Regions from separate parts of the Homo sapiens genome. Here regions 1 and 3 are each linked to region 2. The links are chromatin contacts, found by Hi-C or POLR2A ChIA-PET in ENCODE. All regions are on one chromosome and are shown on one strand. Each heading gives the region's core, a stretch centred on a gene start or an enhancer-like site at or near the end of the contact. The rest is flanking DNA. Distances are from core to core; before and after follow the strand shown. Region 1 overlaps STK4 (serine/threonine kinase 4). Region 2 has its middle 20 kb from the start of WFDC3. Region 3 overlaps STK4 (serine/threonine kinase 4).

Region 1 (3,075 bases), core at 489-2,988, 720 kb after region 2:
ATTGCTATTCTTGGTAAATCAGGTGAAAATGAATACCAAGGGTAGTCCTATGGAGAGAAGAAATCACAAGGACAGGTGGGAGAGAAGGTTAAGCTCTGCCTGTATTGCCTTAATGAGAGGGCAGATTCAGGGACCTTGTTGGACAGTGATTACAGGAATAGTAACAATAGCAATAATAAAAGCCAGAATTTTTTAAGCATTAACTGTTCATTATTAGCAGCCATACATTAAGTATTTTATATGTATTAATCTCATTTGCTCTTCATTAAATCTTACAGCTATAATTATTAACCCAGTGCTACAGATGGGGAATTTGAGGTTTGAAGAATTATATAATCCATTGAGGTTAACACAGCCCGCAAGTGGTTGAAATCAAAATTGAATCAGGTTCTGTCTGACTCTGGGGTCTGTACTTTTTCCTTTTTTTTTTTTTTTGAAAAAAAAAAAAAAAAAAGATAGGGTGTCCCACTGTTGCCCAGGCTAGAGTGCAGTGGTGCAATCATAGCTTACTGCAGCCTCAAACTCCGGGTTCAAGTGATCCTCCTGCCTCAGCCTCTTGAGTAGCAGGACTACAGGTGGGCACCACCATGCCTGGCTAATTTTTTAATTTTTTGTAGAGACAAGGTCTAGCTACATTGGTCAGGCTGGTCTCAAACTCCTGGGCTCGAGGGATCCTCCCGCTTTGGCCTCTCAAAGTGCTAGGATTACAGATGTGAGCCCCGCACCTGGCCAGGAGTCTGCACTTTTAATGAAATGTCACCCAACATCTACTACTATTGGCTAAGTGCTTTCACACTCATTTTCTCAGCTAAACAGAGAGAGAATGAAGCACGGACAGCAGTAAAGCCTATATGCGGGGCAGCATTAGCATACAGAGAACCCACGATTTAGTCACTTGCCTTGGTAACAATGAACTGGCAAATTTTCCTAAACCCAAGTTACCATAGTACTAAGTAGTTAGGGGAAAGAGATGGTGGCTTTCTCTATCTGCAAAACGGAAAATCCAGACAATCCCAACTAACTTTTGCTAAAGTTCCTGTGAGAAGTAATCAAAATTTCATGGATAGAGGTTCCCTGGGGACAAATTTTGGCTGAAAAAAAAAACAAAAAACAAAAAAAAACTACTATCTTTACACACAGCTTTGAGCAATGATTTGAACTACTTCCAACTTGTGGAATTCCCTCTTCTCAGAAATGACTGCAGGTAGTCAAGCAAATGTGAGATGATGCCTCTTGTTGGAAATATAGCAAGAGCTGGAAAATATGTCCTTTAAGACCCTTTTCAATTCTGAAAGTTTATCATTCTCTGATACAGTGTTGGAACAGATGATTGAGAGAGACAATGGCTTCTAGGAATTCAAGACATGCCCATCTGTCACCTGTGCTTACAGTGAAGCCACACAGAAGTTAACTATGGAACAGTCCTTCCTAGGGCCTAAGGTGCTAGGATACTTATTGCAGTTCTTAGGCTCCATTTCTGAGCCAGTCTGGACTCAGCTCTTTTTCTCACCATGTAGTTGAGATTAAAATTATCCTGTAGTTTAATATCAGAGAATAAATGGCCACAAGAATGAACGCTAAAGAAGAAGCCTGCCAAGCAGCCATGGATCAAGCAGTCTCCGAACCAAACAAAGGAAATGAAAAACAGTCTCAGGCTCACACAGGCTGATACTGTTTTAAGCAACCTCTTGAGGTCAAAAACCGCAGGCATTTAAGTCCTGCTCTCAAAGCCATTTCAATAACTGAGTTAAAAACCCAGCTCAAATCAGCTAGCACGATCCACCAGCAGAACCAGGCTACTGTGGTTCTGAGACAAAGATGACATTCATTTACCATGTGGTTTCTCAGAAAGCGTATCTACACAGCAGGTTTCCCTGGCAATTTTGGATACATATGTCTTTTCCAGACTGCTGTTCTTGGCTAGTTTTCTGAAAGAAAAGAGCACAAAATCTCATTATATTCCAAAGCACAAATAAATTCAGTCTCAACATACTTTAAACCAAGCTTTACAGGAAAAATAAGAAGTTGAAACAAAAATAGTGTACCCTGTCAAGAACAATTTAGGATAGTCTTCTCACCAGAAACTGCTCGACAGGACTACTTCAGTAAAAAGCCATTAACAGGCAGTGCTGTTGACCTTGGCTAGCTACTGGGCATTCACATGGCACTGCCGGGTCAGAAACCTAAACACCAAACATAGTCTCCATTCATCTTTCTTCTAGCACAGAAGAAAAGAAACTCATCAGAAAAAGTTTAAAAAGCAGAGCATGGAGATTGTCCAGAAAGGTGGTGGCAAGAGTCTGAGAGCGCAGGTGCTGATGGTTAAAACCCCAGCTTAATTCACACACTCAACAGGCAAAAAAATGCAACAATAAAAACAATCACAAAGACTCAATCCCCAAACCTCCTGTTGACAAGAAAAAAGCCTGGCTTAATATATTAGAACGACCTGAAAACAACCCAACTCCAACCAAAAAAGCCCCAAATGTTAAATGCCAAGTAAAAAGAGGATGATTAAATCAATCAAAAGAATGTAATGTGATGGGCTACTATGTGACCCTTAAAAATGATTTCACAAGTGTTTTTAATGATATGAGAAAATGTTTAAGATATGTTAAGTGAAAAAAAATCAAGATTTATTATGCATGCAGAATGATCTCAGCTGTGTAAAATAATATCTAAGTATTAAAAAACTGGAAGGAAATGTTAAAATGTAATTATTATTGCTGGGGGGGGTGGAAGAGTTGTAAGAGACATTTTCTTCTTTAAGCTTTTCTTCAGTCTCTAAACTTTCTATAATGAGTGTGTTTTTACAACTAGAAGGTTAACAAAATAGCATTGTAACATTATAGAAGAGCAAACCAACACCAAAAAAGAAGAAAATAATAACATTTATTAAGTGCTTATTGCAGGCCAGCAGTAAGGACCATTGTCCTAAAGGTGCTTTACGTGCATTACAGGTTTAGTATCCCTTATCCAAGATGCCTGGGACCAGAAGTGTTTTGGATTTTGGATTTTTGGATTTGGGATTACGCAACCTGCATCTCATTTGATACTCACGACAGCCCTATGAAA
Region 2 (3,015 bases), core at 362-2,861:
ATGATAAAACAGTGGAAGAGGGATCTGCCAAAATGTTCAGCAGCCCATCACACAGACACTGGCCCTTCCCAGTTCCCTGCAACATGATCCTGGAGTCATGGATGTTTCTGGGTTGGCCACTGCGAGGTTCATGCCAGCCACTCTTTTTCAGATCAGGCAACATTGACATGTCTACTGTACTGAAAAGAGATAAATGTTCTGAACCAGGTAGAAACCAGAATTTCACATGCCAGGATGAAAACAAGGGGGAGAAGGCACAGACACTCAGCAGTGGTCGGGTGCAGTGGCTCACGCCTGTAATCCCAACATTTTCGGAGGCCAAGGCAGGCAGATCACTTGAGGTCAGGAGTTCAAGACCAGCCTGACCAACATGGTGAAACCCCGTCTCTACTAAAAATACAAAAATTAGCCAGGCTTGGTGGTGCACGCCTGTAATCCCAGCTACTCAGGAGGCTGAGGCAGGAGAATTGCTTGAACCTGGGAGGTGGAAGTTCCAAGTGAGCCGAGATCCTGCCATTGCACTCCAGCCCGGGCGACAAGAGCGAAACTCCATCTCAAAAAAAAAAAAAAAAAAAAAAATCATCAGTATGGTAGAACTTTCAATGAAAAACAACAGTCTGGGAATCCTCTCATATTGCAGAATGATGTTCTGTCAGGGTGGAGAGTGGGACTGGAGAGACAGGTGTGAGCCCCAGGCACAGCTCAGGCTGAGCAATGGGAGAGCTGCTCCTTGCAGACCTTTCCTCCTCGTCTGGAGGCTCACCCTTTCCAGAGGGAGCTGCTGACCTGCTTACAGGTAGCAACGTCGAGAGAGATAGAGAGATAGATAGATGTATAGAGAGATAGAGATGGAGATGAGAGAGAGATAGAGATGAGAGAGAGTGCTGAAGGGTTAAATTTGAAAGCTGGCGGTTAAAGGCTGAGCTGGGGCCAAATTCCCACCCCCAGGTCTTTCTGGGCAGCTTTCTCTACTGTTGGACCCTGAACTAAAGAAGCCATTAGAACCTTTCCTTCCTCAGGGTTTAAGTCCATTTCAGCCTTGGTCCTGGGGTGGAAATGACCCAGGAGCAGGTCTCAGTGGACCGTGATCCTACTCTCTCACCTTGCACCCCGAAATTAGCCTCTGACCAGGTTGAAAAGCCACCCTTCTCCCCCGCCCTGCTCCTCAGCTTCCTCATCGTGGGCAGGAATGTCTGGGGCTCCAGTGTAGGCTGAGAAAGACTTGTTCTTTGACCAGAACCACGCAGCTCCTCCCTTCTCCACCCTGCTTCTTGACCATCTGGTTGTAGAAATCTCAGACTCCATATGTGCCCTTGGCCCCAGCAATACCATGGGCCCCTGCAGCCTCCACTGCTCCCGTGGGGGCATGATGTTATTGGTAAGGCGTGTAAGTGGGGTGAGGAAGGCAGGAGGCCCAGAGCGTATCCTGGCAGTGGGTTGCTCTTGAGTTGGGAGAGGTGTCTTTCCTTTCATATACAAGTTAAGCCTTCTCCTCAAGGGATTGTGTGGAGAAGCCCAGCTTCCCACAGATTCAGCAATATAAACAAAGAAGAGGCCATGTGACTGGAAAGAATTCTTTGCTGGGTGCTTCATGCTCTGCCCACCAGAGGGCAGCAGAGGTCTGTCATAGACCATTTCCAGGCAAGAGACTCAAAAGGGCAAAAGGGCATTCTAAAAGATAAAGTGAAAGCTTGCTATCAGCTGTCTAAGCTCCTGGATCCCGACTGAACTGCACTTAATAAATTAAGACCTAACATTATGCCCTCTGTTTTCATATGATGTGGCATGCTGCTTCATTTCTGGTAACATTGATATGGGGGACATTACCCACTATGTCGTATTAGTGTTTCTTGTACAAAGCCACAGGGTCAAATTCCCTGTGGAGCTCAAGATCAAGAAAAAGTTTCTCCCTCTGAGTTAGTGTGAGAATGGGCAGGGAAATAACTTACTGGGCATCGTCTGTCTTTCCAGACTCTGTGGTAGGGGCTTTCTAGAGCTGATGTTTCCATCTTCGCATTGGCTACCAGGGTGCCAAGAGCTCAGGTTTCGGAGTAAGGCCTGGGTCTGAATCTATAATCTTGTGCTGCTTATCAGCTTTGTGTGTATAATAACATTACCACACTGCCTACCTCATAGAATTGGTGTGAAGAGTCCATTATAAAGAAAGCACTGGCCAGGTGCAGTGGCTCACACCTGTAATCCCAGCACTTTGGGAGGCCGAGGTGGGTCGACCACCTGAGGCCAGGAGTTTGAGACCACCCTGGCCAACATGGTGAAACCTCGTCTCTACTAAAAATACAAAAATTAGCTGGGCATGGTGGTGGACGCCTGTAGTCCCAGCTACTCGGGAGGCTGAAGCAGGAGACTTGCTTGAACCCAGGATTTGGAGGCTGCAGTGAGCTGAGATCGTGCCACTGCACTCCAGCCTAGGCCACAGAGGGAGACTCCGTCTAAAAAAAAAAAGATTATAAAGAAAGCACTTAGCAGAGCCTGGCACAAAGCACACACTCAATAAATGTTAGCTGTTGTTATTCAGTTTCTCTGACAAAATCGATCCTTCTTGCCACCCTCTTTTATTACTTGTCCTCCCCCACCTTTTTTTTTTTTTTTTTTGAGACAGAGTCTGGCTCTGTCACCAGGCTGGAGTGCAGTGGTGCAATCTTGGCTCACTGCAACCTCCACCTTCCAGGTTCAAGCGATTCTCCTGCCTCAGCCTCCTGAGTAGGTGAGACTACAGGCGCCCACCACCACACCCAGCTAACTTTTGTAGTTTTAGTAGAAATGGGGTTTCACCATGTTGGCCAGGATGGTCTTGATCTCTTGATCTCATGATCTGCATGCCTTGGCCTCCCAAAGTGTTGGGATTACAGGTGTGAGCCACTGCGCCTGGATCCCCTACCTTTTTTCACTCTTGGTTTAAAGACTTTCATTTTCATGTAACTTGTTTTGTAGTATTTTATTTTCTGTTGTTGTTTTTTGTGACAGGGTCTCACTCTGTCTCCCAAGCTGGAGTGC
Region 3 (3,312 bases), core at 79-2,578, 740 kb after region 2:
GGCCTCCTGGGAAAAACTCAGGGCTAAAATTTATCCTTCCTTACCACAAAAAGCCAACTGAATGGCTTATAACTATCCAGGGAATTCAAACAATCAATTTTGTTCAGGTTCTGTTACTTTTATCAAATTAATTTTGAATTAACAGTTTGGTGGTTTTATATCCTGATGGACCCATTATCACACAACGTCAGATGGATATTAGCTCTCTGTGCTGCATTAGGACTCCATTTTTAATTTCTCTGATATACCAAGGAAAAAATCTAAAAGAGTACTAAATATTTCCAGCAAAAAAGGGTACATTGGGCATTAATTTACTTCACCTGAAGTTCTCTCCTTCGCTCCCTTCCTCCCCTTTTGCACACATCCACACTGGTAATGCTCCAGCTCAATTACTCAGTACTTCCTGGACCCATGCCACACTCCTTAGTATCCCCACAGACACACTTCATCTTTCAAAACACACTTCCAATGACACTTATTGGTGCCTTCCCTGGGGTTCTTGCTCTCTCTTTTGGGCTCCTACAGCCCCTTCTTTATGTACTTTATGGAGAGAACTTACCAGAATAGCCTAGAAAAATGCCACACAGTACAGATAGTTAAGAGGATGGGCTCTGGAGCCAAACTGCTTTGGTTAAAATCCTCACTGTGCCACTAACTGTCTGTATAACTGTAGTCAACCACCTCCCTTTTAGTCTCAGGGTTTTCTTTTAATTGACAAATACAGTTTGTACATATTTATTGTATACAACATGATGTTTTGAAATACAGTAGTCCCTCCCTTATCCACAGGAGATACATTCTGAAAACCCCAGTGGATGCCTGAAACTGTGGATGGTAACGAACCCTATACATTCAGCTTTTTCCCATACGTAAATACCTATAATGAAGTTTAATTTATAAAGTTGTTACAGTTAAGAATTTATCAATAACTAATAATAAAATAGAACAATTACAACAACAATTCGCGGATGGAAGATTCACATTTGTTCACAATTTTCATGGATGGATGATTCGTTCTTACCACAGATCTTAGCAACCTCAGCATATGGTTTTTCCCCCCTTATTTTTGGTCAAGAACTTTCACCTCTTCTCTTAAAAGAAGCACTTTACATCTTCTCTTTGGCAAGCTGGAATTGCCAGCATCGCTACTCTCGCACGCTGGGGACATTATTAAGCAAAATAAGGGTTCCCTGAACACAAGCACTGTTATACCTCAAAAGGTGATCTGATAACCAAATTGGCTCCTAAGTGACTAGGAGTGGGTACCGTGTACTGCACAGATATGCTGGACAAAGGGATGATTCATGTCCCAGGCGGGATGATGCGCCATGGCACAAGATTGCATCATGTTACTCAGAATGGCATGCTACTTAAAACTTAGAAACTGTTTATTTCTACAAGTTTCCATTTAATATTTTCAGACTGCAGTGGGTAACTGAAACCTCATAAAATGAACCTCATAAGGACATACTGTATGTACATACATTGTGAAATGGCTCAATCGAGCTAATTTACATGTGTGCTACCTCACATACTTACAATTTCTTTGTGGTGAGAACACTTAATTAAAATCTACTCTCTCAGTGATTTTCAAAATACAATACATTGTTTATTAACTAGTTACCATGTTGTACAATAGATCTCTTGAACTTATTCTTCCTATTAAGCCTCAGTTTTTTTACCCCTAAAATGGCAATAACAACATTCCTACTTCATGGGATGGTTCTGAGAGCGAGGTAACATATGTAATGCCTGGCACATAGTACATTTTCAATAAATGTAAGCTATCATTAGTATAATGTATCAAAATCATTTGATTATTTTCTGCTACATCATAAACTCTCTAAGCGTAATGACTATATTTGAGTTTAATTCAACTAGTAGTTGAATAAAATAATGAATGAATTCAGAGACTATGTCTGAGTTTAATTTGAAATGGTGTGCTAACTCTAAGCTGGGCAATTGCTAGGTGTTATGAATACAAAGACGGGTAAGATAAAGTGAAGGCTGTAAAAGATCTCGCAGTCTTATCTATTCACACATAGTACACACAGAGAACCTCAATAAATATAGATTGAATTAATATGTGAGGGCCAGTTACTATCAACTCTTTTTATAGAAGAAGTCATAAGAAATCTGAAAGCAACTTCATTTGAATAAATAGGAAATTTACTCTAAAAGCTAAGGATACTGAAAGCTAATAATCAACAATACTTGCAAAGCTGATAACTGACTGAAAAGTATTGTGGTTCTCTTAATCTGTATATATATAACCTGGTTAACTTTATTTAGACTAAAACCAGAAAAAAAATCTCAATTGAAAGTTTAAAAATGTATCTTGCTCTATTTATTTCTTTTAAGTTAAGCAAGTAATATATTGATATAGTAATATATTCTCTCTCTGTGTAAAGACAGCTAAAACTAAAGTTCTCTCCACAGGTAATGACTTTCAAGTTATTTTTAGATCCTGTCTTTTTTTATCTATGCAGCTGTATGTGTGCATATACATAGAAATGGTAGCATGATTTGTGTTTTATTAAATTTACACAAATTTTACAGTTTGCATTATTTTGTATTTTATCATTATATAATACACTCATATATAATGTAAACTATGCATCCAACAAAGGTGTATATATTTTTAAAAATTTATCTATATTATATATACACACACACATATACATACATAGGTATGTTTCTTAATCCTACTCTTTAACATTGATCTTTTGTTGTTGTTGTTGTTTTAAGACATGGGGTCTCACTCTGTCACTCAGGGCAGTATACAGTGGTGCAATCCTAGCTCACTGCAGCCTCGAACTCCTGGGCTCAAGAGATCCTCCCACCTCAGCCTCTCAAGTAGCTGAGATTATAGGCATATACCACCAAGCCCAGCTAATTTTTTTTCCTTTTTTTTGTAGAGATGGGGATCTCACTATGATACTTAGGCTGATCTCAAATTCCTGGGTTCAAGTGATCCTCCCGCCTTAACCTCCCAAAGTGCTGGGATTACAGGGTGAACCACCACACCTGGCCTATGTTCTATTCTTATGCCAATATCACAGTGCTTTCATTATTGTGGTTTTGTGGTATGTTTTGGTCTCTGAAAGAATAAGATCAACCTTGTTCTTCTTGTTCAAAAGTATCTTGCATATTTTTATGCATTTACACTTCCACATGGGAAGTAAATATGGCATAGTGTTTAAACATCTATTTATCTAAGTTTTCAAATTTAATAATATAAAATTATAAATAATAATCTCTAATCACACTGCCATATTCTGTTTCTAGTAACTGTCTCTCGCCTTTCCCCTA

Evidence for each region. A loop is a pair of places that touch in the nucleus more often than their neighbours do. ChIA-PET counts read pairs that join two places held with the same protein, here RNA polymerase II (POLR2A). Pooled maps may share reads with other maps.
Region 1: a map of IMR-90 shows a loop between it and region 2 (8-fold over the local background). The contact joins two enhancer-like sites. A Hi-C loop is called at or near these places in 4 of 168 maps with a recorded cell type or tissue (HCT116, IMR-90, PC-9 and 1 more) and 9 of 50 pooled maps. POLR2A ChIA-PET finds 5 or more read pairs at or near these places in 1 of 52 experiments (PC-9).
Region 3: a pooled map shows a loop between it and region 2 (3-fold over the local background). The contact joins two enhancer-like sites. A Hi-C loop is called at or near these places in 2 of 168 maps with a recorded cell type or tissue (HCT116 and PC-9) and 10 of 50 pooled maps. POLR2A ChIA-PET finds 5 or more read pairs at or near these places in 2 of 52 experiments (MCF 10A and PC-9).

What each region holds. Positions count from the first base shown.
Region 1 is chr20:45,051,939-45,055,013 of GRCh38, reverse strand. The region is part of intron 10 of STK4 (serine/threonine kinase 4); the gene reads right to left. Among named protein-coding and RNA genes, the nearest start is that of KCNS1, 48 kb to the left of the region's middle. Within about 2 kb of position 1,738, at least 7 of the 41 ENCODE cell types and tissues checked have a DNase peak (open chromatin) inside an H3K27ac peak, as active enhancers do.
Region 2 is chr20:45,769,932-45,772,946 of GRCh38, reverse strand. No RefSeq gene overlaps it. Among named protein-coding and RNA genes, the nearest start is that of WFDC3, 20 kb to the left of the region's middle. RefSeq lists enhancers at 694-1,286, 1,287-1,880. Within about 2 kb of position 1,611, at least 5 of the 41 ENCODE cell types and tissues checked have a DNase peak (open chromatin) inside an H3K27ac peak, as active enhancers do.
Region 3 is chr20:45,034,352-45,037,663 of GRCh38, reverse strand. The region is part of intron 10 of STK4 (serine/threonine kinase 4); the gene reads right to left. Among named protein-coding and RNA genes, the nearest start is that of KCNS1, 65 kb to the left of the region's middle. Within about 2 kb of position 1,328, at least 4 of the 41 ENCODE cell types and tissues checked have a DNase peak (open chromatin) inside an H3K27ac peak, as active enhancers do.